Linked DNA regions of Mus musculus: regions 1 and 3 are each linked to region 2. A link is a loop called in an ENCODE intact Hi-C map of the cell type or tissue named here. Cell type or tissue: left cerebral cortex. All regions are shown on one strand.

Region 1 (8,000 bases), 180 kb before region 2:
AGTCTTACAGGCTGATGTGAAAGCTGGGAACTCTGAACTATGGTTCTCTGCAAAAGCAGGAAGTGTTGTTAGTCTCTAAACCATCTCTCAGCTTCTGAATGTATTTTTAATGGATACATAAAAGTATAAAACATGCATAGTATTGGGGTATCATGATGTTTCAATATACATAAACATATATCATCTGTAATGTTTAAATTGGGTTAAACCCATATTATCTCATTATGGCTAAGACAGCATTCAAAATCCTTTTTAAAAGCTTTTGAAAATACTTGAACTTGTACTGGATTGTAGTACATACCTGTAATTCCATCGTTTAGAAGGCAGAAAAATCAAAGGCTCAAAGCCAGTGTCAGCTACTTAAACAAGGCTGAGGCCAGATTGAGGTACGTGAGACCCTGTCGCAACACAACACAACAAAACAAAACAAAACAAAACAAATAAAGCACACGATGCCCTGCTGTTCTGCACAGTCACTCTGCTTTATAACAGCACCAGACCTTCCAGAATGTATCTAACTGCAACTTAGTACCTTCCGGCCAGTCTTTCCCATCATCCTGATATCAACCAACTCTCCGAAGGAACAGAAGTGACGGACTATGTTATTTACTTCAATTAGGACGTGTGAGGTCTTGCCTACCGTGGCCATAGTTCTACTGACTTCTTTTACCTACATGTAATTTCCCCTGTAAGGGAAGAAACTCAGGTCTGTACTGATACTCAGATGAATATTCACACCACGTCCCTGTGAGTTCAGCAAAACGGATTTCCATACTCATCTTTCTTCTCCAAACACGGAATTTCTGTGTCCACAAATTCCCTCCATCTCTCCTTAAAGATCATAGGAACTGACTTTCTACTTTCTGTTTCATTTCTGGGCTTTAGTTTACTTTAACTTCTCCTTGTGTGGTTTTAACTTTAATATATACCTATATGTCTTTAATTTTGTACGTGTGGCTTTGGTATTATGGACAGTCTTCCTTCCCTTTTGATTTATTCCCTTTAAATAAATACCCTCCTGTTTCACATACGTGATAGCATATGACATCTTATTTTTTTCTTTTTTAAAAACTTTTTTAAAAATAATTTATTTTTATCCTATGTGCATTGGTATTTTGCCTGCACGTATGTCTGCGTGAGGGTGTCAGATGTTGGAGTTACAGATACTTGTGAGCTGCCTTTCGGGTGCTGGGAATTGGACCCATGTCCTCTGGAAAACAGTCAGTGCTCTTAACCACCGAGCCATCTCTCTGACCCCCATTTTCTTCATTTTTAAGGCTGTATAATACTCCGGTGTATAGAACACATCATTATTGGTGATTTTAAGGCAGGCCCTCACATAGCCCAGGCTGGCTGAGAATTCACTATGCAGTGCAGAGTGACCTTGAACCCAATCCCCATCCACCAGCATCCAAACACAAGCGCCTGGATTGCAGGCATGTGACGCAAACAACATTTCTTTTCTTTCTATCCACTCGTCTGTTACTGGACAGTTAAACTGCGTACACCCATTATGTGCATAAAGGCTGCTGTTACAAACAGAGGTGTGCAGGCACCTTCAGAGTCCTGACCCTTGGGACCACGTGCCCAGAAGTACATCTCCTCCTCTTTTACTGCCTAAGACCATTTCCTGCTGCTTCCCTCGATGCCTGCCTCTCCTGCACGCCCATCCCTGTGCCAGGCACCACTCTCATGCTCGCCAGGTTCTGCCAGCGTTTAGCTTCTTCTTTTGCCATTGATTGTGGCTGCACAGGTGAATGTGAGCTGACGTCTCATCACAATCTCAATCACCGTTTCCCAAAGGATCAATCATAAAATCTTGTTGATGTTTGTCAGCCACTTTTATGGACTGTTTGATAAGTTATCTTTTCAAGTCCTCTGTCTGTTTTTAAAATCTGGACATTTGGTTCTAGTCATTGTGAACGTGTAGAGGTCTGTTATATCCTGAATATTGACCTTCCTTGTATTGGCTATGTAAGTTACAGTCAGTTCCTTCTGTTCCACACTTTGCCCTTTTGCCTGTTTCCTTTGATATGCAGTTTATACATTTACCCTACTCTCTCTCTCTCTCTCTCTCTCTCTCTCTCTCTCTCTCTCTCTCTCAATTTTATTAGCTGTGCCTTGGATGTCACATCCAAGAAAACAAAACAAAGTACAAGGTCTCGAAGAGTTTTATTTTCCTGATTTCTCTGAGTCTTTGATGGCTTTGAGTCTTTAATCTATTTTAGTTTAATATTTTGTGTCTAGCATGAGGTAAATGTGCAGATTCGTCTTCTGCATCTGGATATTCATCTTTCCTACTCACTTTCCTTCTGTGGAATATTTGCCTCCTGTTGAAGATCATTCACTGACTATCTGGTTCAGGAACTTAATTTCCGTTCTTATTCCAGAACTGTGCGTTCTCTATCCCTGTTGCTTTGTAGTGTGCTTTAAAATCAGAGAATATTGGGCATCAAATCTATTTTTCTTTCTCCAGACTATTTTGACTATTCAAGGGTACATGAGATCCAAGATATGTTTAAGGATATATTTTTTGCTCTTCTGTATGTTGGGGGAGGGCACACCCACACATGCATACACACACACACACACACACACACACACACACACACACACACAGTGTTGCTGTGATCTCTTTGGATTGAGTTAATGTTTTAACAATACTAAGACTTCCAACTAGCAACCATTGGGTTTTTTCCCATTTATTAGAATCTTCTTCAATTTATTTACTTACTTTTACTTTTCTGGAACAAGATCTCATGTAATCCAAAATGGTCATGGCTCAATTATGAAGCCAAAGACGACCCTGAAGTCCTGCTCCTCCTGCCTCCACTTCCCGAGTGGTGGGATCACTGAAGTGCTTCACGACACTCATTCTCTTCCATCGATTTTTTTAAAAAATTTTTTGCATTTTCTAGTAAACTTCACTTTCACCTGCTTGGGCAAATTTATTTCTCAATATGTATCATTTTTGACTGTGCTGTGGTGCCTACTACTGCCTCCTTAACTTAGTCAAGGTTTGTATTCCTGCACAAACATCATGACCAAGAAGCAAGTTAGGGAGAATAGGGTTTATTCAGCTTATACTTCATATTGATGTTCATCACCAAAAGAAGTCAGGACTGGAACTCAAGCAGGTCAGGAAGCAGGAGCTGATGCAGAGGCCATGGAGGGATGTTACTTACTGGCTTGCTTCCCCTGGCTTGCTCAGCTTGCTTTCTTATAGAACCTGAGACTACCATCCCAGGGACGGCACCACCCAGAGTGGGCCCTTCCCCTTGATCACTAATTGAGAAAATGCCTTACAGCTGGATCTCATGGAGGCATTTCCTCAAGGGAGGCTCTTTTCTCTGTGATAACTCCAGCTTGTGTCAAGTTGACACACAAAACCAGCCAGTACAGTATCCAAGTTCACATTCGTGTTTTGGTCAATGTGAGTGTGTGCACACATGTGTGCAGACACCAACAGAGGTTGGATGAGGGCATCGGATCCTCTGTAGCTGAAGTTAGAGATGCTGCTGGGCTAACCATGGCTAGGAACAGAATGCATATCCTATGCAAGAGTAGCAAGCACTCTCAATATACCGGACCCTGGGTTCAACCTTCATGCACTATGACAGAGAGAGAGAGAGAGAGAGAGAGAGAGAGAGAGAGAGAGAAGAGATAGATAGATAAATGATAGGTAGGTAGGTAGGTAGGTAGGTAAATAGATAGATAGATAGATAGATAGATAGATAGATAGATAGATAGATAGATAGATAGATAGGTAGATAGATAGGTAGGTAGGTAGGTAGGTAGGTAGGTAGGTAGGTAGGTAGGTAGATAGATAGATAGATAGATAGATAGATAGATAGATAGATAGATAGATAGACAGACAGACACTAACATGGAACATATTTGCTATCCCAAGATTTCAAATTCTTGGCCAGCCTGTTTACAGGATGATTCTAACTCAAACAAGTACACATATATCCAACGGCTTAGTTAAACATTTTCAGAACAATTCAGCATATGTCCAGTAACTTACCACCACCCTATTTGAAAAACATGTTTATCTGAATAATGAAATACTTTCCTTCAAGTCTTATAGACCCATAGCATCAACTGCAATTCTTGATGGAGCCCGAAATTTTCATATTTTATCCTATGTCAAGGTGATTCCTTTTGCTTATTATTAATAAGAAAACAAACTTATAAGCTGCAAGAATACAATTAGCCTAGAAGATACTCTGTGGTTTTTCATGAATGTCGCTCCACACCATGGCTGCATGGGAGTGGGCGCTTTGTTTCTTCATTTGATGGTTTTGTTTGTGGTTTCTGCTTTGCTGGATCACCCAATGATTGTGAAGTGAAGCTCTATCTTTTCCCCCCAGCAAAGGATATAATCCTTATTTTGGCTTCTTCCTCTCTGATGACTAAATTGGAAATCTCTCTAAGCTATAATTCAAAGCCATAGGTGACCTTAAAGAAGGGATTTTTTTTCTCTATGCTACCTTTTATCTTAAGGTAACTTTTCAAATGTAGACCATGCATTCCATTATGTTTAGCTGTCAAGCACGCCCTTCATTTGCATTTCTTCCCACTGCTATAATTTTGAGAACTGGCAGGTGACCAAAGGAGAAAAAAAATATGCCTCTACCATGGAGAGTGCAATGTAGGCGGATTTTTTATTATTATAATTAAGTACCATAGATATTCATGATTAGATCAAGGTCAGAGGAGCAGAACATCAGAGCCAAGGACTTAGAGGTACAAAGAATAGAAAAATGGCTTCCTAAAAGGTTTTTTTCAATAGTAATAGCTGCAATCCTTGGATTTTGCAATAAAACATTTAAAATGGCTCATCTGTTTTATTTTAGAAGTGAATGCCTGCTGTGTGTGTCCTGAGCCTTTGAGCCAGAACTCTACATCTCAGCTGAATTTTCATTGTGAACTGGTGTGTGTGTGTGTGTGTGTATGTGTGTGTGTGTGTGTGTGTGTGTGTGTGTGTGTGTGTGTGTTGTATGAGTGTGTCTTGTCCCCCACCCCCTGCCTCAATATCCCCTTTCTCCTCTGGGTGCGCAAAAATAATCTGAGACTTATAATGTCAGTGGAATTTTCTTTAAAGACTGAGTCTCCACAACACACAATTATTTGGAGAGTAGATGAAAGCTTTTTTTTTTAAGCCTAATGGATTCATCCATAAAGATGGTATAGCATGTATGTGCAGGTGATTTCAACAGGGAGAAACACAGTGATGGGGTCAGCTGCCATGGCCCTGGCAGGCACATGTCTCATGGCTTCTTTTACAGAATGGCCTCTTGAGGTGGCCCAGCCCATTGGTTTAGGGCTCTGTCTTGCTCTATTCCTACCTACTGCACACCCTGCCTTATGCCTACATTATACCCTGTCTTATATCTACAACACACCCTGTCTTATATCTACAGCACACCTTGTTTTATATCTACAGCACACCCTGTCTTATATCTATAGTACATCCCTGTCCTATTCTTACAGTACATCTCTGTCTTATACCTACAGCATATCCATGTCTTATATCTAGAGTAAATCCATGTCTTATACATATAGCACATCCTGTCTTATATCTACAATACTTTTCTATCTTATACCTACAGCACACCCTGTCTTATATCTACAGTACATCCCTGTCTTATATCTACAGCACACCCTGTCTTATATCTACAGTACATCCCTCTTTTATACATACATTACACCCTGTTTTATATCTACAGCACACCCTGTCTTATATCTACAGTACACCCTGTCTTATATCTACAGGATATCCCTGTTTTATACATACATCACACCCTGTCTTATATCTACAGCACACCCTGCCTTTGGTTCTCCTCTTCAATCCTCCTAATCGTTTCCCCACTGTGATAACCTGATGATAACAGAAACTCAGGATTCCTTTCAAGAACTATGTCTCTTCTTGATGCCTGTCTCTCTCTTCCAGCATTCCCAGGCCCGTGACGTGAGTGGTACACATAGGCCTCTCTCCCAGCCTTAAAAAGCACATTGTCACTTTTCATTTAACTTTTGGACTTAGTTACCCAGCATGTGTCAAATGTGACCCCAGCTCAACTCCCAGTTCCCTGAGCTATAAATGTACCTCTCCCTTCCTCCCTCTCTCTCTCTCTCTCTCTCTCTCTCTCTCTCTCTCTCTCTCTCTAGTCTTTCTTTGTGTCTCTGTCTTTCTCTGTCTCTTACTCTCTCATCTCATGTAGCCTTGGCTGACCTGGAACTCACTATATCTACTAGAGTGGTCTTGAACTCACAGAGATTCAGCTCGATGTGCCTCTCAGTGCTGGAATGAAAGGCATGCACCACCATGCCCAGCTCATGACAATCTCTTCTCTCCTTCGTGACATCACCAACACGCAGCTGTTTAAAAGGAAATGTGCCCACCTTCCAGTCTACTCTCTTCTCCCGTGCCTTCCCTTCAGACATCAGAATATTCTGCTGATTGTTGAGAACATAGTCCATTTTATCTGTGTCTCTTTGCTGCTGCCACAGTCCTGACTGCAACACCACTCTCTACTGTCCAGCTCCCAGTTTCCTATCACATCCTCTGAAGTCAATCAGCCATTGGGTTCATGGGTTACTGTTCATTTTTCTGTTTATTCTTCAGTTCTAAGAACCAAACTCAAATCCTCATACACATCAGGTGAGTGAGCCTTTTCTGACTTAGTCACAAACAGGCCCCAGAGTAGCCTTTTCTTCCCAATTCATTCATTTTTTTAATATAACAAAATAAAATATAATAAGATAAAATGAAAGCTATCACATTGACACCAGAGAAGACTAAATTAATTAATGCCCAAAGGAAGGCCTACAAATCAGAGATCCTACAAATCAGAGATCCACTTCTGTGCGCACACACACAGAAGCCATAATAGAAGCCTAGAGGATGGCTGCCACCCCAGGCAAGCCAGGTGCATGCTGCCCCAGTCTCTGTGGGTCCATGAGTCTCTCGCTCAGTTTGACTTAAAGGGCCTGTTTGCCTGGTGTTCTCCATCTGCTCTGTCTCTTCCATCTCCCTGAGCTCGGGAGGGAGGGATCTGATGAACACATCCCTTTCAGGGCTGCATGTTCTAAGGTTCTAGAGTAGCTTCCCGTTAACATACACTGTATGCGATCTCTCGTCTGCTTACAACCTCTTGGTGGCTCCCAACACTCCTGGAGGGACTGTACACGGCTCCCATGCTCTGTGTAGTCTGGTCTCTAGCAAAACCTTGGTCCTTACCTTCTCACCAGCTTCTTCTCGTCAGTTCCTCCTACCTCAGAGCCCTCACTGCTGCTCATGCCATCCCAGCTCACATCTACTTCATGCTCTGCCTGGCCTGTGTCCTCCAGGTCGTGTTAGTGACTCCCAGCCATCATTCGTCAGCGTGTACACCTCGGGGAACCTCAGCACACCACCCGCAGTAGCAGTGAAGCGCGTTCTCTCCACTGCATTCTCATCGCAGATACATCAGCAGGGACTGTCCTGCCTACGGTGCCTCCAAGACCGCAAAGAGGGCTTGAGGATTTGTAAGCCTTGCCCCCTGTCATGATGCTGGTGATGCCGGATACAAAGACAGCCCCTGGCTCACAACCAATATGTTGAATCTGTGATCATATCCTCACGACTTGGGCATGCACTGAACACTTTCCTGTGTCAGTAGGATGTTTAGAAATCACTGTCATTTGTTCATTTGCTGTGGTTTTGGCCACTTGGTTTTCTTAGTTTGTTTCACTGTGTCAGATACAGTTTTTTTTCCACTGAACTTATTTTCCCAAATACCTTACAACCTGGCCCACAGAACAGTGCAGCTGGCCTGAGGATTATTACTGCTGTACAATAAAATGGGTACATAAGAAGGCATGTGTAGAAAATTATGAAAAGTTACATTTGATGTCTCATAGAACTAATAATAAGCTACCAGGATATACCTTTTTTATGTCTTTTTATATTTAATTTTTTTAGTGTATTTCACAAACATGTTGACAATCATACT
Region 2 (8,000 bases):
TGTACATGAAGACAAGGCATAGGTACAGAGTTAAAAGACTACATGCTTTCTGGTAACATTGGAACTAAAAGAAATAGTACTTTAACATACAGTCTTAGTAGAGTGGAGAGCAATTATGACAGTAATTGGGGGAAATGTTTTTAATGAAGCGTTACATGTAAAGATAAGCAGTGTGAATAAGCCTATCAATGAAAATTCAGTATCAATGAAAATTCAGTATCACCTTCTTGCAGGTGTGCATGTACTAAGCTATTTCCCAACACAATCTAAGAAGAATCGGAAGGTTTTCAACCATCACCATAATAAACACCAATAAGACCTCAAGTCACGTGAGAGGAGAATGCTTTCTCTGAGGGCTGCTGGGGTACCAGTCAGTCTTATTGCACAGCGCAGCTTGTTCCTGAGAGACCCAGTCCGACTCCGCGTCTTCCCAATTTAGGCAAATAAGTTATTTTATTTCAAGTACTAATTGTCTCCACAACAAACAGTGACTCCTCTCAGCTGCGATTATTGGCATTACAATAGATAATCAACAGGAAAGCCTGAATGCAAAAATGGGAAAAGTTGCCTTGGTTACCAACCCGCAATGCCTAAGTGTTACAGTTACGGCCATCTTTCTAAATTTCTTAGCATCCCCCACCCCAACCAAGAGCGAAGGGTAGCATCAGAGTCAGCTTAGGCCAATAAAAGACCCCACTCTTACAGAAATATTTTTATGAAGCCTTTTCACTAAATAACCCCAAGAAAGGAGCCTTCCATTTAGAGTATTTGTATATTCATGTTCATGAACGTTGAGAACAGTAAGATGGAATTGGAGTGCCTGCTTTATGCCCGAGTAGCACATTATTGTGTTTGCTCAATGCACAACACCACAGTGTGGCCATTACTCTATATTATCCTCTCCTCTCCCTTTCCTTAAAAGCAGGTGGAGAAATAGATCACCCAAGGGGCCATCTTACTTCATCCCATATGGACAAAGATTGTGTAGGGCTTGGGGGGCCGAAAGGTTCATCTCAGATCCAACAGTAACTGCTTAGCTTTGCAGCCCTTGATCTGTTTAGTAAATTGAGGATTGTAAAACTAAGATGACTATTCAGATAGGCATCTATTAATATATCCAGCTATTATAAAGCAGGCCGGAAGCTCACACAGCACCTTGCTTATCAAGTTCTGACAGTGGCCGGCACTGACTTTGCCTCCACTCCATAGTCCTGAGTCCAGGGGATGTAGTTGTCCTTTGCTTTCAGAACATCACGCACCACCAGGTGAGTGACATTTTGCTTACCTGGGGGAAAACATCTAAAAAGTATAAATCATGACTATATAATAAGTAATGGCAAAACATGAATTAAAACGTTTAACAAGATGGAGTGATGTCTCAGTGGTTAAGAGCACTAGCTGTTCCTCCAGGAGACCAGAATATCAATTCCCAGCACCCCTCTAGCAGGCCCGTGGCAACTCATAGCCATCTGTAACTCCAGTCCCAGGAGATCCAGTGTCCTCTCCAGGCCTCCGCAGGCACTGAGTGCACAGAAATTCAGGCACATACATACAAGTTTTAAACAGCTAAATCTCAAAATTTTTCTTAAAGTTTTAACAAGTTCCAGATTGTCTAGAATATCATGTAAAAAAAAAAGTATTATCTCTGTTAATAGATAAGGGAACTAAAGGTTATCATATAATTTGAGGGAACTTTCCCCCTAACAATGGAGGGTGAAGGTCCTGAACCAGAAGAGACTGGAAAGCCAGCTCTGCCACTCAGGTGCTCAGGCCTCCTCTGTGAGAACGGCGTGAGCAAATACGCAGGAACCACTCGGAACAACACACACAGGAAGTATGACATGTGGACCTGGAAATACTTGTGACATTGAGCAATGTCTAAAAGTGTCCAGGCATTTAGTTCTATTTACCTTGCTATTGTTGTTTCTTATATTAAAAACCTTGATACATTCTTCTTTGCTGGAGTCACTACCTGTTATAAAATGTCACTAGATGTGCTGTGTAAACAGAGCTACTGGATACAGTGTTTCTTTACCCTGCTCGGGACAATCAGGTAAGTGATGCAGATTTAGATCCCAGCCCATGCCCAAGTCAACAGAGGAGGCCTTCTGACCTCAGTGGTCATCACAAAAGCAGATTCCCACCATCCACTCCTACTTCCTGCTGACTGCTTACCTGTGTGCTCTTCCAGGAGGAGGGCGTGACCTTGAGACATAGCCATTCGCCAATTGAGTTTATAGAGCTGCAGGGTCCAGAGAGACTCTGGCTCACAGCCAACCAAGCTCTCTCTCTGGCAAGCTCATTGCCTTGATGTTAACAGTGGATCTGGAAGAGTAGAGTCTTTTCGCCCTTTGCACAGAGCACTTTTATTCACTAAATCTTGTCAAAGAGCCACCTGTCTTTCATCTGCTGTGGTGGTTGAATTCCATTCGAGGGGCAAACACACACATACACACACACACACACACACACACACACACACACACACACACACACACCTGTTAGTGTTTACCTGACACTAACCAGGGTCATTTGGGCAGAAGGAATCTTAATCAAGAATTAAGGATTCTTAATTAAATTAGTTAATAAGATTAGCCAGTAGGCAAGTCTGTAGGGCATATTCTTGATTGATGACTGATGTGGGCTCACTGTGGGTGGTGCCACCCCTGGACTGATAGTCCTGGATGGTGTAAGAAAGCAGACTGGACAAGCCATGGACAAGCCAATAACAGCACTCCTCCATGGCCACTGCATCAGCTCCTGCCTCAGCCGAGTTCCCGCTCAGCTGAATCCTGCCCTGACTTTCCTCAGTGATAAACTGTTACCTGGAAGTATAAGTGAGATAAACCCCTTCCTCCACAAGTTGCTTTCCGTTGTTGTGTTTATCACAGCAATGGAAATTGTAGCAGAGCGAGCCATCACAGAAGAAGGAGCAAGAGTAAGAGAAAAACACAGAGAAACAATGTATTCTGGAAACAGGGCTGCTGTACATGCAGACTCATAGCTGCCATGGCTGCCTGTAGGCTTAGATGTTTCAAAACCTACTTAATTAAGGGTTCTTAAATACTTCAACCTTTCTTCCAGCCCTCCAACCAAAGGTAGAGAAGAAAGCCTGTTTAGAAGTAGTCCTTTGAGATGGTACCAGTCTTTGTTGTCAGGACGTCAATAGTCTAGTCCAAAACATTAGACTTGAATCAGTACCGGCAGCCTGGTCCAATCAGCAAACACATATCAGTAGCAGCAGCTCGATCCAGAAGAAACCATGAAGCTCCACCAATTTGGTACAAGTCCACAGAAGCACCCAGAATAACCATGAGAAGTTCTTTGGCAAGTTTCTCTCTATGAAGTCAAGGCAAGTGAAGATCAGTATAGACCAGCAAAACTTTGAAAGAAGAAGCAAGGCAAGAGCATCATTTGCAGTCTGTTGGGCTCTATTTATACTCTTTCAAACATCATGCGCCCTTTCAACTGTCTGCCTCATCAAAGCATCGTCTCATGTGTCTGCTTCAGGAAAACATCCTCTCATGTATCTGCTTCAGGAAAACATCCTCTCATTACCCAGCTTCCAGAAAAAAAAAAAAAATTACATGACAACTGAGCCTCCAAGGAAACCAGAAATTATACTTCAGTTGTCTGTACAAGATCTGCACAAGATCAAGCCAGTAAGTGTTCCAGTTTGGATGGGGAGAGGGAGGGATCATGAGCTGCCATACGTAGCTGAGGACAGTTGACAGTCTGGGGGAAAGAAGAGTCACTTCTTAATGAGGTTGTGGCCCTGATAAGTTGACCATGGATGCCCAATCCAAGGAGATTATGGCCAGCATAAACTGTGCCAGTGGGTTATTTTAAAAATAGTAATAATAAAAAGGACACGGAGATGAACAGGGTGGGGGCAGATCTGAAAGGAGTTAGGGAGAAGAGTGAAGATACGATCAAAGTACATTATCTGCAGTTATCAAGAATTAATAAGAATATTATGTATTAAAAGTGTTTAACACATCACTTCTTGGCCTTTTGTCTAAGATCAAGTGTAAAAGTGTTTAACCACAATGGAAGATAGGAATATCTGGAATCTCTAAGCTATACAGCAATAACAGATTCAGAAAGCCTCAGCTTCGTATAGGATAGAAGCAAAGCACCTAAATAAATAATACATGTGTGCAAATAATCCTGACTACCAGGCCTGAGGGACAGCACATGATGGGGTTTACTGAATGTCAGAGACGTTTGCTGAGGGACAGCAAGGCCACAGCTGTCTCAAACTAGCATTTGCAGAGCTGGAAGAAGAGTCCAAGAGGGAGGTTCCACAAATACCAACTTAACTGAAGCTGATCCAGAAGAGACACGTTGTTCCTTCGGCGCCCTCTATTGACAAGGTCAGGCTAGTGCCATTCGGCGAGGCATGCGTCATTCAGTGAGAAGAGAGAGTAGATTTGTGTGCCGCTTAGAATCAACAAACTGATAATTGGGTCCGTACAGATACAAAATGCCTTTTTTTCCCCCTAAGACATGCACACAGAAGAAATGCCTGTTTCGTATTTGTGCAAAGACAAGCTGGGGAATTGCTTTGAGTCCTGAGATCATGGTGAGGGGTACCTGGCATGCAACCATTGTTGCTCTGCTCGGCCCCAAATAACCAGTCTGTATAGGCAGCCTCTTCGCAGCACGACACTATGGCTCGCCGTCACTTCCTGTTTGAATTACTTTTTTAAAGACATAAACAATAGCAATCACACACACAAGCCTCTCTTGTTCAGTTGCTCTGAACAGGTTAATTGTATGCTGAGGAAAAGCGTTCCTTTTCTAATGACTCAAAAGCAAGACAGACGAGTGAGTGAACGTGTGATTTGATTCAGACATTCTTCTTAGATTGTTGCTGTTTGCGGCCATCACCTGGACCTACCCCTAACACCGGTGAAGTTAAGAACCTAGACTATCTAAAGGCATCCGTCCCAGGGTTCCTCAGGCTACTGGACAATTTCCATTTCTTGAATGAAAAAAAAAATCTCAGAATTCATTGATTTGGGGGTAAAGTTACTGAAAGCATCGAGGAAGGTCAATGAAACGGGTTGCTTAACTGAGGGAAATAGATGCCATCCTTGCTCACTGGTAGTTTCTGTGTACTCTTTATGCATAAATCAGTCTCGTTTGTGATAAGGAACACTGGAAGGGCTTGGATTCTCAGGAGGAGCAGACAGAAGCAGGAGCCCTGGGCCGTGGTCTAGGGAGGGCTTTGTGTGAAATTGCTGAAATGGAAGCAGACAGCGAGTTAATTCTGTTGCATTTCTGATGGGTTACTCTGCCGTGCTGGAAATGCTTCGAATGTGGACACTATTAAAGAAACTAAGCACCCGGTGGAAAGAGCGGGACAGGGTTGTTTTAGGTAAACTGGGCTGGTTGCAACAGCGGATAGATACTTTCTTTCCAAGCCTTCGAAAAGTAAAGGGGATACTCTCTTTCCAAGTCTTTGATGTTATCTTTCAAATGGGGGATGAACACACTTTTTGTCAACTTTCTCTACACCCTGAAATAACAAGACTCCATTCCCAAGCTTTTCTGTACCATAGTTAACAATTATTCTAATTGTCAGTCCCTGGATTTTTTTTTTATGCTTTCCCTGAAATGTGATAATTTGTAGGCTAATGTAAGAAATTAGACCATTTCCTAGTTTTTCTAAAAGGAAAGCACAAGGCTTCCTCTCTCAATAGATTGACATCGCAACCCCTCCACCTGTGAGAATCAATGAAGCGTTCACTCATTCGGAGTTCTACCGCCTTCTTGTCAACAAGGTGGAGGGAGTTTGTTTTTTTTTCTTTTTCTTTTTAGTGCTTTCTCTGTACTGTCATTTCAGATTCACAGTTGCTAAGTATTCCAGGAGCCCAGCAGAGGGACTCTCTCATGGTGTGATTTGCAAACTTTGAAATAACACCCACCATCAGAAGCACCATATGTTGCTGCGTTATAGTCAGCTGACAGGAGCATGTCATTTGTCATTCGAAATTCAGAAAATGTCAGCATCTTCATACCCAGCAATTGCCTACACGCCTCTCTGGTTAGCAAAGAGCATCATTGAGCCTAAGTGCACATGAAAATATGGGAGTCGTATGGAGGAATAAAAATAGCGGAGTCAGTATTAAGACACACAGCTTCATGAGCATATGGACAGACAGATCAACTTCCTATGCTCCCACCGTGTGTGTGTGTGTGTGTGTGTGTGTGTGTGTGTGTGTGTGTGTGTGTGTGTGTGTGTGTCTGTGTGTGTCTGTGTGTGTCTGTGTGTGCATGCATGAGTATGTATGTATGTGTGCGTGCATCTAGGAGAAAGGTCTGACCCATAGGGTTAATGGCATTTGGGCTAATCACGTTTTCTAACACTGGTGACTCAAATGTATCTTTTAATTATAAAATAGGATACCAAAGAATATTTTTTAATCCATTAAAGGCAGATTCAACATAAAACACAAGCTGTTTCCTTTGTGATTAAATTGCATGCAGCTGCGCTAGCTTCCGCAGAGCCAAGAGAGAAAAGCACTTGGTAATTCTTCCTAATTAGAGGATGCTAATTACTCCTAAATACAATGCACTTTCAATGTTATAAAGGTTCCTCTAAATCAATGTTTTTATAGGGCTAAAAATTAATAATGATTTCAAATCCATTAACTGTGGCCAAACTACCCATTTGTTCATGCTTGCACATGACTTTACAATGAAATCTCTGAACTGAAATGAGGTGAGGACCGAGCCACATGGCCTGGCGTATTAGCACATTATTTCCATGTTGATCAGTGCCCCATGGTGGTGTTTCTTCCCTGTGCTCATGTCATGGTGGAAGCAGAAGCAGGCACTCTGTGGTTGGAGCATGGTCATGCTTCCAATTTGCCTTCACTCTGTGTTCCCATCAGATAGCGGAACTTCCCTGCAGCAGGGGCTGGGATCTAAGTTCTTAATCACACGAGGGACCCATGGGGACAGAGAAACTCAGTTGCTGGGCACTACACGTTTTCTCCTTTGACACAAAAGTCCATGAAGACTTTGAGAGTCAAACAAAAGTTGTCCATTTTGTCTAATTAAAATACCAGGGCTGTATCAATGTATAGAACCAGTGAGATGTTTCAGCAGGTGGAAATGTCTGTTCCCATGCCTTATGAGCTGAGCTCAGTCCCTGGAACCCCCCCCCCCAACACACACACATGATAAAATGAGAAAAACAACTACCTTTATAGGAAAAGTATAGTGTATGTGTACTCAAATAAATGCACAAAAAGATTTAAAAAGTATATAAATTTTAAAATAACACTGTTCACTACACACTCTTCCAACTAAATTATGACCCTTATCAAATAAAGTCTTTTAAACATTTTTCTGGGATTAAAGTGGTTCAAGTGCACTATTGCATATGCCAGCAAGATTTTGCTGAAAGGACCCTGATATAGCTGTCTCTTGTGAGGCTATGCCAGTGCCTGGCAAATACAGAAGTGGATGCTCACAGTCATCTATAGGATGGAACACAGGGCCCCCAATGGAGGAGCTAGAGAAAGTACCCAAGGAGCTGAAGGGGTCTGCAATTCTATAGGTTGAACAACAATATGAACTCAACAGTACCCCCAGAGCTCATGTCTCTGGCTGCATATGTAGCAGAAGATGGCCTAGTCAGCCATCATTGGGAAGAGAGGCCCCTTAGTCTTGCAAACTTTATATGCCCCAGTACAGGGGAACTCCATGGCCAAGAAGTGGGAGTGGGTGGGTAGGGGAGCAGGGCGGGGGGTTGAGGGAGGGGTATAGGGAACTTTTGGGATAACATTTGAAATGTAAATAAAGAAAATATCTAATAAAAAAAAGAAATTTTAAAAAATAAATAAATAAAGTGGTTCAAGTGGTTGCCAGGCATGCATGAAAACCCGAATTTAGATTCCCAGAACCCATTAAGTGCTGAGTGGGTCGAGTGGTTCCTCTGTAATTCTAACTCCAGGAAAAGACATGAATGCCCAAAGCCACCTGAT
Region 3 (8,000 bases), 62 kb before region 2:
GTCTGAGGAAGTGATTCAGATCCTAATGCAGACCATGTTCCCATGGTAGCTGACACATCCCTGAGCACACCTGTAACCGAGTATAAGGATATTAGTGACAAGGGGATTACTGGAGCTTGGTAGCTGCTAGGCTATCTGAAAAAGAAAATGGTGAGCTCTGCATTGAATAATAGACCCAGCCTCAAAGGAATACACTGGGAAGCTACAGAGGAAACTCCTACAAACTCCTCATCTATAGGCAGGCATGCTTACACCAAGTATATATACAACACACACACACACACAAACACACACTTACACATAAAATAAAAAATGAAGCTTACTTTAATTTTGATGTAAGAGAATCAGTCCATCCCATTCCAGTCTGGCCCTGGTACATAATTTTATGTAAGCTGTGAATGCCAGTAGCAACAGATCTCAGTAGAGTATCCATGAAGAAAAATAGAACAGGAAAAATTTAAAGCCCTATGAAAAAGACATTCAGCCTCCTAACTTAAAAAAAAAACAACAACTTGAAATATCAGTGAAATATAACCTAATTTAGTCTTCATGGAGGAAAGTCTAAATCCTTCCGAACGCTGCTGCGATTCTCCAACATCACTCATAATTTTTCCCAAGCCTTATTCTGCTTTGGGTTTATGTGTTCAGGGCATAGACAGAAAACTACAACAGTTTGCAGTGTCTTTTGGGGAAAAAAACCTAGAGTCTGGCACATCTTTCTGCAGGGTGTTTACAGAAGAAGCAGACTCAGGCAGAGTTTCTTCTGGTGAGGGACAGGCGAGGTTCTGAGCCACCACTTTCCTGCTCTCTTTAGACACCATGTGTCCTTCTGTTTTAAAACTCCCTAGTCCCCACATCACACTCCTTCTACCAACAGGACTACCAGCTCCAAGCCCCTGGCTACATGGGACAGAATGGTTACTGTTTATGTCACCGTTTCCAGTCTCTCATGGGCTCCAGGCATTCCGAACCGTTGGTACTTTCTCTACACAAAGAATCTCTATTTTGTGACTTCTCTTCAGCACAGAAGAGCTAAAGTGACAAAACTTTAAAAATTACCTGTGAGGTAAAATTACTCTTCTGTCAACCCCACAGTTTTCTGTGAAAACAATGGGATTGTTTTGAATCACACAAACTTGTTTTAAAAGCAGGGGCTGCTGAAACATTTCATTTTCTTCATATGTATGAGTATGTGATATACATAGCTATGTATATGCATGTACGTGTGCATGTGCTTGTGTGTGTGCGTGCATGTGTGTGCATGTGTGCATGTGCATGTGCTCATGTGTGTATGTGTGTGTGCGTGTGTGTCCCTGTCCATGTCTGCTCCTAAAGAGGTCTGCAAGTGATATTAGGAATCTTTCCCATTGCTTTGCCTGTATGGATGGTGCAGCTTGATAGCTTGCTGGGGCGGAGCGATCCCTGCCTCCACCTTCCAAGGTTGAACTGCCGAGTGAGTCAACCCAAACTCAGCATTTATATGACTTCTAGGTCCTGTGGTAGAAGGAGTCTGATTTGGGGAAGTGCAAGAATTCTGAAACAGCAGGATGGATAATGTCTAAGGAGAACAGGAAAGCAAAGACTCAGAACTAGGATTTATGTGAACTCTGGTCTTCATGCTTGTACACCTCCCCAGACCCGTGTCACATTCACTATTGGTTCAACGTATCACTTTTCTTTCTTCAGATTCATTTAACTAAGGTGTTTACCACAATACCACCCAATACTCCTGAGGGTATGGTAAGACATAACACACAGGCATATGTTACTTCCAGGAGTGCAAACTGCTTTAAAAATGTTGAAAGAAGTATAAACAAAAGTAGCATTAAACTCAGCACATCATCCAGGAGCGGCGTCACACACACACCTACCTACCTGAGAGGCAGAAAGGTCACAGGTTCAAGGCCAGCCTGAGTCTAACTTCTTAAAATGACAAAAGTCAAGATATTTTAAAGAATGTATATTTTTTGAACTAATTACTTTACTTCTAAAAATATAAGCTAGCCAACAAGACACTTCCCAATGAAGTACTTAATAACGTTCATACCCTGAGTAAACAGTCAGGTGTGTTATCTTCTGCCTTTCTGTAGGTCCACAGTATAGTATCTGCAGTCAGAAGATATCTTGGCTTCCCAAACCTTTAATGAATATTCTCTACTTAGATTTTACTCTCTCGTGGGATTTTTATTTAGGAGAACAAGTAAATAATCCACCAAGAGCCTCCGGGAGTGCAGCCTGAATATCTACACACGGCTCACTCAGCTGCTAATGCTGTTGGAAGAGGTGTTAACAGTATATTTATTGATATGTATATGTGTGCCTACTTGAGTTTATGTGCACCACATGCGTGGAGGAGCCCATGGAAGGCAGAATAGGGTGTCTGGTCTCCTGGAACTGGAGTTACAGGCAGTTGTGAGCCACCATGTAGGACCTGGGAACTGAACCCCTGTTCTCTACAAGTTAGGTAGAGTTCTTAATCATTGAACCATCTCTCCAACCCCCAGACTTCAGCCTTAAAACCAAGTTTCCAAGAGAACAAAGCCCTTCTAAAAAATCACTGAGCTAAGGAGCCTCCAAAATAATGCATGCAGCCAAGAAAATATTTCCATAAGTAAAGCTGCCTTTTGTTAAGGGAGGCCAAACTAGAAGACTGATAACGCCTATTTGTGTACACACCCCAGTAGAGAGGCTCTTACCATAATACTACATAATAGTGTTTGCTTTTCCCCAAGAACCAGTTTTCCTCCCTTTCCAGGATTGCCCATGGTTGAGAATGGTCTGCATCATTCTTGAGTTTGGGCATGATTTCAAGTGTGATGTTTTTAAAGCCAAATGGATTCATAGCATTGCCCTGTGTAAGAGACTTACAGCCTACACAAAAGAACCCTCATTGTTTTCTTAAGTATTTAGTTCAGTCCAGTTTGGGGTTGGTCCTAATTGTGTTCATTTTATTGGAACTTTTGAGGTGGGGATGAGAAACAAAACTTGCCACGAAACAAAGCTTTGATGACAGAAAAGCAACAGATGATTAAATGGGAGCTAAAACCCATCTTGTACTCTCGCAGTCCTGACATCTCTTTGATAGATCGCTATTGGCAACGCTATACACATCCCCTGCATCTCTTGTCCTCCCTCCCCCCCCATTCTCCCTCCATCGTTCATTCTGCATATAACATATACAGCCACATGTCTCTATCACTGAGAAAGGATCAATCGTCTTCCCTACGCTGCTGAGACATACAATATTTATCACAGCTTATAGAAGAGAAGCAAAGAAACTCTAAGGATATTCCCTTCAGCTGTGTTTCTGTTGAAGGAGCAGGAGCATTCCAGGCCTCCTCAACCTCACCCCATTGTCAGCCAAGCCTAACATAACTTGTATCACAATAAGCCCGATACACTCAGATACCCACCGGCCACTGCAGAGGAAAGGAGACCTGGTTATTGGTGATCTTCCTTGCTATATTAAACACAACTCCCATTAGGCAAACTCCTTTCCATTTCTTTAAACCTCTCAATACCTTGTAAATCAAATATTTATCAGCCGAGAACCTCTCTTCTGGCTCTCTGATGTTTCAGCTCTGACAAAGTTGGCCACTAGCCAGTTGGTGGAGAAACCGGCAAGAGGAAATCCGACACAAGGAAGAAAGAAAACTCTTTCATTTTTATTTCACAGGAACAAAGTGCCAACAACGCACCCCCACACACAAAGACACACAAGATCTTTCTTTCTTTTTTTTTTTTAACTTGCCCTCGTGGAAATGTTTGCATGGAGTAAGAAGGGCCAACCTCGTCAACAAATATTTACTGGGCATTCATCACGGCGTCCACATGACTTCAGAACCTTACAGGTCGTAGGAAGATTTTCTCAGCTACTGTTAAGAGGGTGCAAGTTGATACTGCCATGCATATTAAACTCTGAGATTGACAAATGTGGAAATGATTGCATAAGCCACGGCTTTGTGAGAGAAGAATCAAGAATTCTGCTTATGAGGGAAAATATGCTAAAGGAGAAAAGCTCTGAACCCTGACTTAAAACAAAGCAAAGCAAAAGAAAGCCCAGAATCCATATGGTGAGTGGGCAGAGGGAGATGATGGATCTACAGAAGGCTACATGGCATCCTTCCAGGGAATGCGTCATCCCTGAGAATCACAATGTAGACATGCAGAGTGCTTTATATGCTGACAATTAGATGGTAGTGTAAAGGGACACACTGGATGTATCTGCAGAATTAAGGATCACGCAGTTGATGCAGTTATTAAGCACTTTGAACACAAATTTTATTGCCAAACAGCAAAGGTTAACTTCTCCTTTGATCTCTGGCATTCAACAGAATGACAAATGGTATGTGTGCCTATGTGGTGGTGTGTGTGTGTGTGTGTCTGTGTGTGGGGGGTGTGTGAGTGTGGTGTGTGTGTGGTATGAGTGTGTATCTGTGTGTGTGTGGTGTGTGTGTATGTGTGTGTCTGTGTGTGTGTGCTGTGTGAGTGTAGTATGTGTGTGGTATGAGTGTGTATCTGTGTGTGTGGGGTGTGTGTGTGTGTGTGTGTGTGTGTGTGTGTGTGTGTGTGTGTGTGTGTGTGTGTGTGTTGTGTGTGTGTGTGTGTGTGTGTTGTGTGGTGTGTGTGTGTGTGTGTGTGTGTGTGTGTGTGTGTGTTGTGTGTTGTGGGGTGTGTGTGTGTGTGTGTGTGGTGTGTGTGTGTGTGTGTGTGTGTGTGTGTGTGTGTGTATACACATACATGTAAAGGCTAGAGGTAGATATCAGGTGCATTCCAAGGTCATTCATATGTTTATTCTCTGAGCCTGAACTCTTTAACTCAGCCATTCTGGCTGGCCAAGGAGCTTAGGATCTTCCTGTCTTTTTCCTTCCCAGTGCTGGTGGGAGCTACATCCAGCTTTCTAGGTGGGTACTGCAGGTCTGAATTCAGTAGAAAAAAAATGAAAATTAATGGAAACCAGGAGTCTATGACTGCCATTAGTCAAAAAGTCAATACAGAATGAATGGCTTTTAATTTGTGGAAGAAAACCATGGGACAACGGTCTTTATGCTAGCACAGTAGACACTCTACCTAAGAAGCCATCCCCTTATCCTCCAAGAAAATGTGTGCCTGCCAGGAATTCATTGGTGGAAGGTTCCTATCAATGGGTTAAGAGGTAGACTCAAGCCATCATGTTTCTCTGAAACTCCTAAGATGCCACTATTGCATAACTAAAGTATGATCCAGCACAGTTTAGCGGCAAAATTCTTAAAACAATTAGCATGAGGTCCCCACATCAGCAAGTCCACCTAACATATTGAAATTTGAACCTTTAGCCTACCATATACTTTCCATTTTCAGAATAAACATTTCCAGTTTGGGGGGAAAAAAAGGAAAACCAGTGACCATGTCCCTTCTAGACTCCACAACTAATGAACGTCAGTTTACTCTAGCCCCGTTTGTAGAACAAATGTAAAAACTTTTATGTGGACTGAGGGGTCCTCACTTTCAGAAGGGTAAATGGAACTCAGAAGATGTCGAGCCAAATAATCATTGCTCTGTTAACAGATGAGCGTAGGTCATGGCGGAACACATGCACATGTGCATGCAGCTAAACGACAGGAGAGAGAAGTTAACATTCTAGTCCCAGCCCCTGTATGCAGTGCCTACAGGGCACCAGACACATCGCTAGGATGCTGGGCACAGGACAAACCTTTCCTTCATGAATTTCAAATATTATAGAAAATAAATTCGAGTGCAAGACACTATGATGTTTATGTTTAGTTCTGGGAAGAAAACCAAAAAAAAGTGCCATGATAAGAGAAAGATGGTTCCAGGCAAGGGAGGCAGAAGAGGTCTTCTTAAACTCATGGCATTTAACATTCAGGATTCCCATTAAGACTATTGATGGCTAGATGAAGAAGAGGGGAGGAGCAAGTCTGGAATGTGAGAAAAGTCAGAAGCCAGCTTAAGTATCTTGGATCATCAGTAAACTGGAAGGCTTAAGCTTCAATATTTCAAACGGTGCTCTCTCTTCTACAGTTCTACAGAGAGCAGAACCAAGGAATCAATTGCAAGAAGAAAAGCATCTTAAGCCACAGTGACAGGCATCCCACTGTCACGGGTGGGAAAGGGCTGCTTGTCTAACTCCAACTCTACCAATCAGCTTACAGATATGCCCAGAAATAGGATGAGTCACCTCTTCATATTAGTAACAAGGGCCTCCAAGTCAACATATCAACTAAATCACATTTCTTAAACATGTCATTCAAATGGGGGAAAAAACATAATAGCTAAAAACGCATGAGTGTACAATGAACAAAGCAGACATGAGTCAAGTATTGTCATTAGTCATGAAGACAGAATAGGAACTCACGGCTCTTATGTTGTGGAAGAAAACCTTGGTTTACATAGAGAAAAATATCACCAAATCTAACTTCAATGGACTCAAAACCCTGTAATATAGAAACAGGGAGCTAGCTGACAAGCCTGGCTGCCTTTCAATAGGGATTTAATAGCACAAAGCTATCAAGTTTCTTTGGAGTATATTCCGTTACTCTTCTAAGTATGCTGCAAAGGTATTTGCTATGTAATATCATACACAAAATAAAAGTCTTTTATCAAAAGGAATAAGCTACATACAAAGTTGGCTATGGCAATCCTTCTAGAATTTTCTTTTGGTTGATCTCTTACTCTCAAAAATCAATAAATTATCAGGGGACTTTCCACATTGCAGTATGAATTAAAAATCAGACATCAAAGTATCTCTCTCCTCCAGGAAGGAGCAGGTTTGTTTCATAAAGTTTTCTGCTGTATTTATTTTTAGATTTTATATATTTATACCTATAGATATAGATATATAGATATCACAGAAAGATGAATATTTTTGTAAAAATTCATCTTTTCCATATATTCAAGACCAATACCTAAACAATAACAGAAAGGAAAGCCTGTCTGTCTGTCTGTCTTGGCGTTTGAGAAGCTGACAAGTTATCCTCTTTCAGTGCTAGGAGGCAGAGACAGGAAGATCCTGGATGCTCAGTGGTCAGCTAGCCTAGCCAACTGGTGACCACCCAGGTTCTGGGAGGGAACCTATCTCTAAATAAATAAATAAATAAATAAATAAATAAATAAATAAATAAATAAATAAATAAATAAATAAATAAATAAGCTGGAGGTGAACAGGGAAGGACATTCAACACCAACCTGTGGCATCCACGTGCATTTACACGGGAACATATTGAGCACACAGGCAAACACAAAGCAAGAAAAATAGAATGAAGGAACAAAGGAAAGAAAGGAAGGAGAGAGGGAGGGAGGGAGGGAGGGAGGGAGGGAGGGAGGGAGGGAGGGAGGGAGGGAGGGAGGGAGGGAGGGAGAGGAAGGACCAGATGAGTGTTGCTGAGAACAGGGAAGGGGGACAGTGTTCAATAATGTGGTCTTGGATCCACAGGCCCTCCACCACATGGGTGCTCGTCTTCAGTGTCTGTGTTCTCTGTAAAGTACCTTCTAGGCAGGCACTGGAGGAGAGCTTTTGTTTGAATGTCAGTCTGCTTAGATAAGGTACATCTAGCCTGTTAATTGGTCTCTAGTCTTTATTCATCTGTCTCTTATCACTAATCTCTCTGCTGCTAAAGAAACAGGAAACTCTCAACAGCTTGTGAGCAGTTTCCCGGGGAGCTGAGCGGCCGGTCTGTCAGAGCCCGGGATGCCTATTTAGGACTGAGACGATGCCTTATCTATTAAGTAAGGCAGGGAGCATTTCCTTTTCTCTATCCAAAAATGCCCCCAGGTGGAGAAATAGAAAGTGATTTTTAAGTTATTAGTACTTAAACAATAAATCTCATATACCTAATAATCACTGGGACGGAAGGGGGAAAGGACCAGATAAATGGTTTCATTTTCTAGAATGTGCATGAACCAGTGCTAAGCTTAACACACTGCAGGGGCTTCCTAAAGGCTTCTAACCTTTCCTTCCCTCCAGCCTCTCCCACCCTTTTCTCTATTCACCTTTCCAACTG

What was found. Hi-C counts contacts between places; a loop is a spot of excess contacts. Peaks named below come from ENCODE experiments on the same cell type or tissue, not always from the same donor. Only the 100,000 strongest peaks of a DNase experiment are listed, where the experiment ranks them.
Region 1: a loop joins it to region 2, with 2.6 times the contacts of the local background. A loop is called at or near these places in 3 of 42 quality-filtered maps.
Region 3: it touches region 2 in a loop (8-fold over the local background); 3 of 42 quality-filtered maps call a loop at or near these places.

The regions. Positions count from the first base shown.
Region 1 is chr6:138,046,332-138,054,331 of GRCm38, reverse strand. All of the region lies in intron 3 of Slc15a5 (solute carrier family 15, member 5), which reads left to right. Among named protein-coding and RNA genes, the nearest start is that of Slc15a5, 30 kb to the left of the region's middle. In left cerebral cortex, no CTCF peak of the experiment used is centred here; a DNase peak (open chromatin) is centred at 4,644.
Region 2 is chr6:137,868,889-137,876,888 of GRCm38, reverse strand. No RefSeq gene overlaps it. Among named protein-coding and RNA genes, the nearest start is that of Gm38552, 16 kb to the right of the region's middle. In left cerebral cortex, CTCF peaks have their summits at 4,375 (motif pointing left) and 5,886; DNase peaks (open chromatin) are centred at 4,368, 4,835, 5,150 and 5,951.
Region 3 is chr6:137,931,170-137,939,169 of GRCm38, reverse strand. No RefSeq gene overlaps it. Among named protein-coding and RNA genes, the nearest start is that of Gm38552, 78 kb to the right of the region's middle. In left cerebral cortex, no CTCF peak of the experiment used is centred here; DNase peaks (open chromatin) are centred at 3,678 and 4,105; H3K27ac peaks cover 923 bases.